Regions from separate parts of the Homo sapiens genome. Here region 2 is linked to region 1. The links are chromatin contacts, found by Hi-C or POLR2A ChIA-PET in ENCODE. All regions are on one chromosome and are shown on one strand. The core of a region is the stretch at or near the end of the contact, and the rest is flanking DNA. Distances in the headings are between cores, read along the strand shown. Region 1 holds the start of ID4 (inhibitor of DNA binding 4). Region 2 has its middle 270 kb from the start of LNC-LBCS.

The links. A loop is a pair of places that touch in the nucleus more often than their neighbours do. ChIA-PET counts read pairs that join two places held with the same protein, here RNA polymerase II (POLR2A). Pooled maps may share reads with other maps.
Region 2: a loop to region 1 is called in a map of PC-9, with 10 times the contacts of the local background. The contact joins the enhancer-like site here to the promoter of ID4 in region 1. A Hi-C loop is called at or near these places in 4 of 168 maps with a recorded cell type or tissue (Calu3, PC-9, aorta and 1 more) and 3 of 50 pooled maps. POLR2A ChIA-PET finds 5 or more read pairs at or near these places in 3 of 52 experiments (HEK293, OCI-LY7 and activated T-cell).

Annotation. Positions count from the first base shown.
Region 1 is chr6:19,835,418-19,838,673 of GRCh38, reverse strand. It overlaps ID4 (inhibitor of DNA binding 4), which reads right to left and starts at 1,304. Exons shown (of 3, transcript NM_001546.4): 1 at 479-1,304; 2 at 32-90. The coding sequence starts at 919. The coding sequence ends at 46.
Region 2 is chr6:19,536,780-19,540,035 of GRCh38, reverse strand. No RefSeq gene overlaps it. Among named protein-coding and RNA genes, the nearest start is that of LNC-LBCS, 270 kb to the left of the region's middle. Within about 2 kb of position 1,760, at least 3 of the 41 ENCODE cell types and tissues checked have a DNase peak (open chromatin) inside an H3K27ac peak, as active enhancers do.

The DNA of each region.
Region 1 (3,256 bases), core at 55-2,554:
CGGCCACCCGAGACGGGAAATGCGCGCTCACCTGGACAGCGCGGCTCAGCGGCACAGAATGCTGTCGCCCTGCTTGTTCACCGCGCCGGCCTGGAACAGCAACCGAACACCAAGGGAAAGGTTAGCAGGCGCAAACAACGCGCTCGACACGGTCCTGGATTGTCCTCGGAAATCAGGCTGGCGCGCCGACGCCCCCACCCCAGCCTGTAGCCGGGGGGGCCCCTCCGGGCTCAGGCGGGACTTGACAGCCCAGGGCGCCCACAGCCCCGAGTCCCGCCCTGCGCGTTCTCCCGGACCCGCGCTCGCCGAGCCCGGCCGGCTGCTGGCGGCCCGGGGGAGCCCGGAGGAGCAGGGGGAGGGGGCTGTCATTCCTGGCCCGCCCCTGCCCGGAGGACGGTGAGCGCCCGCGTCCCGCCACCACGCCACCAACCTCCCATCCCCCGCGGCGTCCGCCCACGGCCGGCGCCCGGCCTCTCACCGGGTCGGTGTTGAGCGCAGTGAGCGGGGTCCGCGGCGGCGCGGCTGGACAGGTCCCGGCCGGGTGGTGTGGCGGCGCGGGCGGTGGTGGCTGCCTCAGCAGGGCCGGGTGCGTCTCCAGCGCCAGCTGCAGGTCCAGGATGTAGTCGATAACGTGCTGCAGGATCTCCACTTTGCTGACTTTCTTGTTGGGCGGGATGGTGGGCACCAGCCTCCGCAGGCGGCTATAGCAGTCGTTCATATCGCACTGCAGGCACAGCGCCGGCTCGTCGGCCGCCGCCTCGGCCGCCTTACAGCGCGCTGCCGCCGCCGCCGCCGCCGCGGCTGCGGAGCCACCCAGGCTGTGGCCGTGCTCGGCCAGGCAGCGCAGCGCCAGCTCCCCGCCGCCGCAGCCCGACGGCGCCTTGCGGCCCGAGGGGCGCACCGGGCTCACCGCCTTCATCGCGCGCGCCCTGCGCTCTACGCGAGCGAACCCGCTGGGGCGAGCGAGGGAGGCAGGCAAGCTCCGGGCCCCGTCCGCGGCCGGCTCCGCTCCCTTTGCCTCCGCGCCCGGCGCGCTCGGGGCACCGCGACACTCCCGAGCCCAACAATTGACGGGAGGGTCGCTCTGGGTTTTACGAGGGAATCTTTGCTCAGTGGGCGACACTCAGCCCGAGCCCAAAGGAAAAAAAAAGCAAAAGCACCGGAAGAAAAGTAGCCCACCCGGGTGTCCTAGTCACTCCCTTCGGAGCTCCGACTAAGCCCGATCGCGGCCGCCGCGCTCCCCTAGCCCGGGATCACCCCACTCCCGGTACTACTCACAACCGCGCCTCCTCCACTACGCTCTCGCCCGGCCCGCCGCGCAGCTGTATTTATAGAGCCGTGCGCCCCGGGGGCGGGACCAGCGCGCGGGCCGGGTCGCAGCGCGAGCCGAGCGGAGCCCGCTGGGCGCGCGGGCGGGGGCGCGGAGGGAGAGGCGAGGGCGGGGGCTCCGGGCGGTGCTGGGGGGCGGGGAGTCCGGCTACCCGAGTGGAGGAGTGGGCGGGGGGTCTGGAGTGGCCAGCCAATCAGGCGGGCAGTGCCACCTCGGGGAATGACGCTCGGGCCAATGGGAAGGGCACTCCATTCCGTCAACGCTGTGGGTCGGGGTTCTGAGAAAAGAGAGCTGAGTGGGAGTCGGGCCAGGCTGATGTGTGCCCAAGGGAGGGGAAAAGAGAGAGCGAAGTTCCTGCGAAGAACTGCGGGAATGTGCGGCCGGAATTCACTCTCCACCGCCCCCCTTATCCCGACTAGGCTGCTGAGGGAGCGCCTGGGCCCTGCTCGCGGATACCCTGCCACTCCTAATAGCACGGCGCCCAGGGACCCTCCGCCACCCATCACTCCATCCGTGGGATTCCAGTGCCTTAAGAAAGACGCGCTGTTCAAGAAGGCACGTTCATTCTGTTCTATATTTCCCTCCTCCGTTTCATTATTCGCCTTTTCACATTTGCCGAAACCATAATGATGGAATGGAATGTGTAGCCTTTCCGTTTTCTTTTTAAAAAATGCTAAAGCTTAGCAAAAGTAGAAAAAAAAAGAAGGAAAAGAATGCCGAATCGAATGCAGGTTTTTGGTGAAGGGAATATAAATAAAACAAAAACGTGGGGGGGGTTCTTTTACCCCATCTAAATGCAAAAGTGGGCTCAAGAAATGCAGTTGCCTTGCGCATTCAATTAGAGCACGTAAAGATTAAAAATGCATGGACACGGAATATTTAAAATTCCATTATGACATATAATATTAATCTGTTTTATGTAAAATTCATACCTGTAACTTAATTTAGGCCATTAATGCACAGCTTCACGTATTAGTCAGCGTACCCCGCTTTAAATAAGGTGATGAGAATGTCCAGAGTCGCCTCCTTTGACAGCAAAGCATTAAAATTCACACTTCCAGTCTCTGGGATCCCGCTTGGGCCCCACCCTGCAAAAAAAAGCCTGTTAATTAAGGGCGTTTTTGTGTTAGATTTCTTAGAGAAAAGCTGTCCTTCAAGGGTTCAAAATAAAATTGCACAATGAGCTTTGGTGGAGCATTGTGTGTACCCTTCAAGAAAAAATTGAGCCCTTCAGATGAGAAAGGTGCATAAAAATTCTCAGACAATGGGGAAATGAATTTTGAGTGCCTTCACTCTACAAACCCTCCCACCTTTAGACACGCTTGGAGATGAATTAACCCAAGAATTTTCTTCATTCGTGTACATGACATGGATTGGTGTCTTCATTTTCATAGATAATTGAAAGAAAGAGACATGGACCTCATTTCTTCCTGTCTACCCCTATATGGACTTTTTCTACATCCATTCCCAGAACTGAAATACCTGCACCAGGCAGATATTTTGTTTAGCTATGTCAGTGCTTTATGACTATCGCACTATTCCCCAGAGCACATTCCTTTCTCCTGATGAAATGAGGAGCAACTATTTAATTCTGGTTTCACAGGTAGATGCAATAACCCTCCTCTCCCCTAATCCTTGTATGTTACTGCTTCTAATAATTGTTTGGAAACAAGTGCCATTCTCATTTATTTATGTGCATACGTAGATGGTCTACATACACATTAATCGAGAAAATCAGAATTATGAAACTCAGAAGGGCTTTCTTCTAAAGACAGGCATAGTCATATACATCATTAAATTAATGCAAATACAGAGAAAATGTTGTAATTTTAAATGGGAAGTCGGTGAAGCCAGCACTACTGGTTGTAAGCTATTATCTTGGAGCCAGTCATATGAGCACAGACGATAATAATAAATGGATATATG
Region 2 (3,256 bases), core at 511-3,010, 300 kb after region 1:
GTTGGGGTGCAGAGATAAGAGGTTGGGGCATGGAAATAAGGGATCGGGGTGCAGAGATAAGAGGTCAGGGTGCGGAAATTTGGGATCGGGGCACAGAGATAAGAGGTCGGGGTTCCTGCCCTTCCCCCAGAAAAGCGGGACTTGCCGCTAAGGGTAAAGGACCAAGGCAGGCATCCCTGCGTGGTCTGACACCTCTGAAACCTGGGTGAATAATCAGAGAGGCGTCCCTGCAATGATTAAACACCAAGGGAAGGCTGCCTTCCTTAGTCCGTGACTGGTGCCGGAGTTTTGGGTCCATGGATAAAACGTGTCTCCTTTGTCTCTACCAGAAAATGAAAGTAATTGAAATTAAGAGAAGGGAGAGATTGAAGTGTGGCGCCAAGATTGAAAGGAGAAAGAGGTTGAGGGATAGTGAGGGAGGTTGGAGAAGAGAGTAAAAAGAGGCCGCTTACCGGATTTGAAATTGGTGAGATGTTTCTTGGGCTGGTCGGTCTGAGGACCTGAGGTCGTAGGTGGATCTTTCTTACGGAGCAAAGAGCAGGAGGACAGGGGATTGATCTCCTAAGGGTGATTCAGAAAATGCTTTTTATAGAGGCATAAACACCTAATTTGGACATTTTCAGGACACACAGCCAATGGGATAAAGTTGGATGGCATGGAAGAGACAGTACAGCAAAAAGTAATGGGTTAAGACAAAAAGTCACATGCGGGGAGAATGAGAGAGGACAGAAACGACTAGGGAACAAATAAAGGCAGAGAAAAGAAGGGATAACTAGAGTAATGTAATAAAGGAAGTCGGATTTCTAATACAACTTAATCTATGGCTACAACTACAAAGCTAGGGATATGGTACATGCAAAAATGAGCACAGAATTTTTTTTCTTAATGCACTAAGGGGGACTAAAGAAACATTTACAAAATATTTATTGGGGTTGCCCCAGCAGCGTACAGACAACCACTTTTGGCTGGGTCCTTCCCTGCCCAGACCTACTCCCCTTGGGGCGATGGAAGGAGGAGGCACTGCAGCAGCCTAGTTCTCTGTCCTTACAGTTGTTCATCTGCTTCCAGAAAATGGTGCCTGAGATGAGCAAGGTCAGCAGACAAGAAGTGAGGTCAATGTCAGGTTTCCATGCCAGCAGCGGGAACTCTGGATACAGTGGAGAGTCACAGCTGGTCAAACCCTGAACCGCTTGCTCCTTGAAATGGCCAGAGAGGCCCATCCCAGAGCCATCTCATCATCTCTCCTCAGACAGGTGAACCTCTTCTGGTGGCGACGGGGTGGGGAAGAACAGAGATCAAAGCAAAACCAAACAAAATGAAAGCATAATTGTTACATATTTTTTTTCTCTTTTTACACACATGCATTATAATTTATTATTAACTACTCTGAGTTCTTTCCTTACATTTCCCAAATTAAGGATCGGCTTTGCTGGCAGAGATCTTTTCCCCAAATAAAACTGGGCACTTTCTTAAGAGTTCCAAGTTCAAGGTTAATGTTACGGTGTGTAGCTTGGCCTTTTTGAATGCTTGATGGAGAAAGCTAATCAGTGGATCTGTTGTCTCTAGGAAACCGAGAAGGAAAACAATCAGCTCTGTTCTCTCTGGGCCGAGGGAGTGAGCTGTAATGAGGGAGCACAGGAACGCATTGGGCGCCCTCAGACCTGAACACACAGGTTAGCACCACCTGCCTGGCTGACCTGGCTCACAGGTGCGCGGTTGCCAGGTAACGCTTGGTATCTCAGGGTGCCTTCAGAAGCCCAGCAGTTGGCTTGGGGAGGTGTGGCACGGCCTGGGGCGATGGTGGGGGCAGGGCAGATGGAGTCACTATCAGGGCAGCTGGCAGCACCACTACTCCTCACCTCTGTAGCAAGTGGAAACAAGCCGGCTCGCCCTGAAGGGCCAATCTTCTTCCTCAGCTGCCTGTGTTGTGAAACGGCTCTCTGATTAGAAATGAGCTTACAGATGCAGAAGGGAGAAAATAAAACCCTTGCTGTGCGTTATATAAAGCCCCCCTCTCTCTCTCCCTCACACACACATATACGTGTGTTTTACATAAATATAAATATAAAACACACATCTGTCCTTTGTAAAGTTATATTCTAAAAATTCCTCTCAAACTTGGGCAACTTTATAGAGCATGTTATCACATATGTGAAGGGCAAAATGATGTTTGGGAAGAGCGGCTGACTGGTTGAAAACACCTGGGTTCTAGCCCTAAATTTGCAAGTTTCTTGATTCTCCAGTGTTACTGGGGAGTCACTCCATCATTTTAGATTCACATGAAATCAGCCCAAATCCCTATGTGTCCTGAAAAACCCAGAATTCCCCTCAGTCTCTTTATGAGCTCTTGAGGGCTTGATTCCCTTGCCCTCTCTCTGGCCCCCACTTCCTTCTTGCACAGATGTAATTAATTTCCATCCTTAGTTATTGCATGTCCATTGCATATGTTCTTCACACAGAGTCTGCCTTTTCCTAAACTCTGGCAAATTCATAAATCTGGAACACCTTGTTCCCAAATAATGCCAGATGTATAAGAACTCCTCCCTTAAGCTAATGCTGGTTTCTCTTTTGGTGGTAGTTGTTGTTCCTGGTCAAGTTGTGTACTCTTTTGGATCTTTCTTTCATTCTACTTGATCAAGAAAGCTTTATGTGAGTGGATAGGCACAGTGTCACTGTGTAGAGCAGAATAGGTCATACATTGTGGTGGTCCTGGACTGCAATTAATTTGCAAAGATAGGCTCAATGTGTAAGAGTCAGTGTTTTTAGAGCTGGCCTCAGTAGGTTCGTTAGGTCCACAGAAGGGTGAATATTGGAAACCAGCTGCCCTCTCCGATCCATGGCCTGTCATTACAGCTGAGTCATTCCTGTGCAGAGTACTACTTTTTCACCCTAGGATATGCATAGGTTCCTCAATCTGTCTTGGGTGAGGAAAAGATGAGTTATCTAATAAAGTTATGGGAAAGCTAAGAGCTTGAGGTTAAGCAGAGGCAGCCAAGCTGTTTTCTTCCCACCTGGAATCAGGCAGGCTAACGGGGAAATCACGCAGGCCAACCTTCCTAGCCCAAGGGCTATCATTCTGCTTTATATGTTTGAGTCATTGTGAGAAGAGAAAGATTTATAGGTGTTCTTTCAACACTTATTCAACAAATATTTATTGAACACCTACTCTTTTCTGAGCTCTGCAGTGTGTTCAGCAACCAGGGCTGCAAACAAGTCGTTCTTCCTTACTATCCTTGAACACTGCTCTTTTTAACTG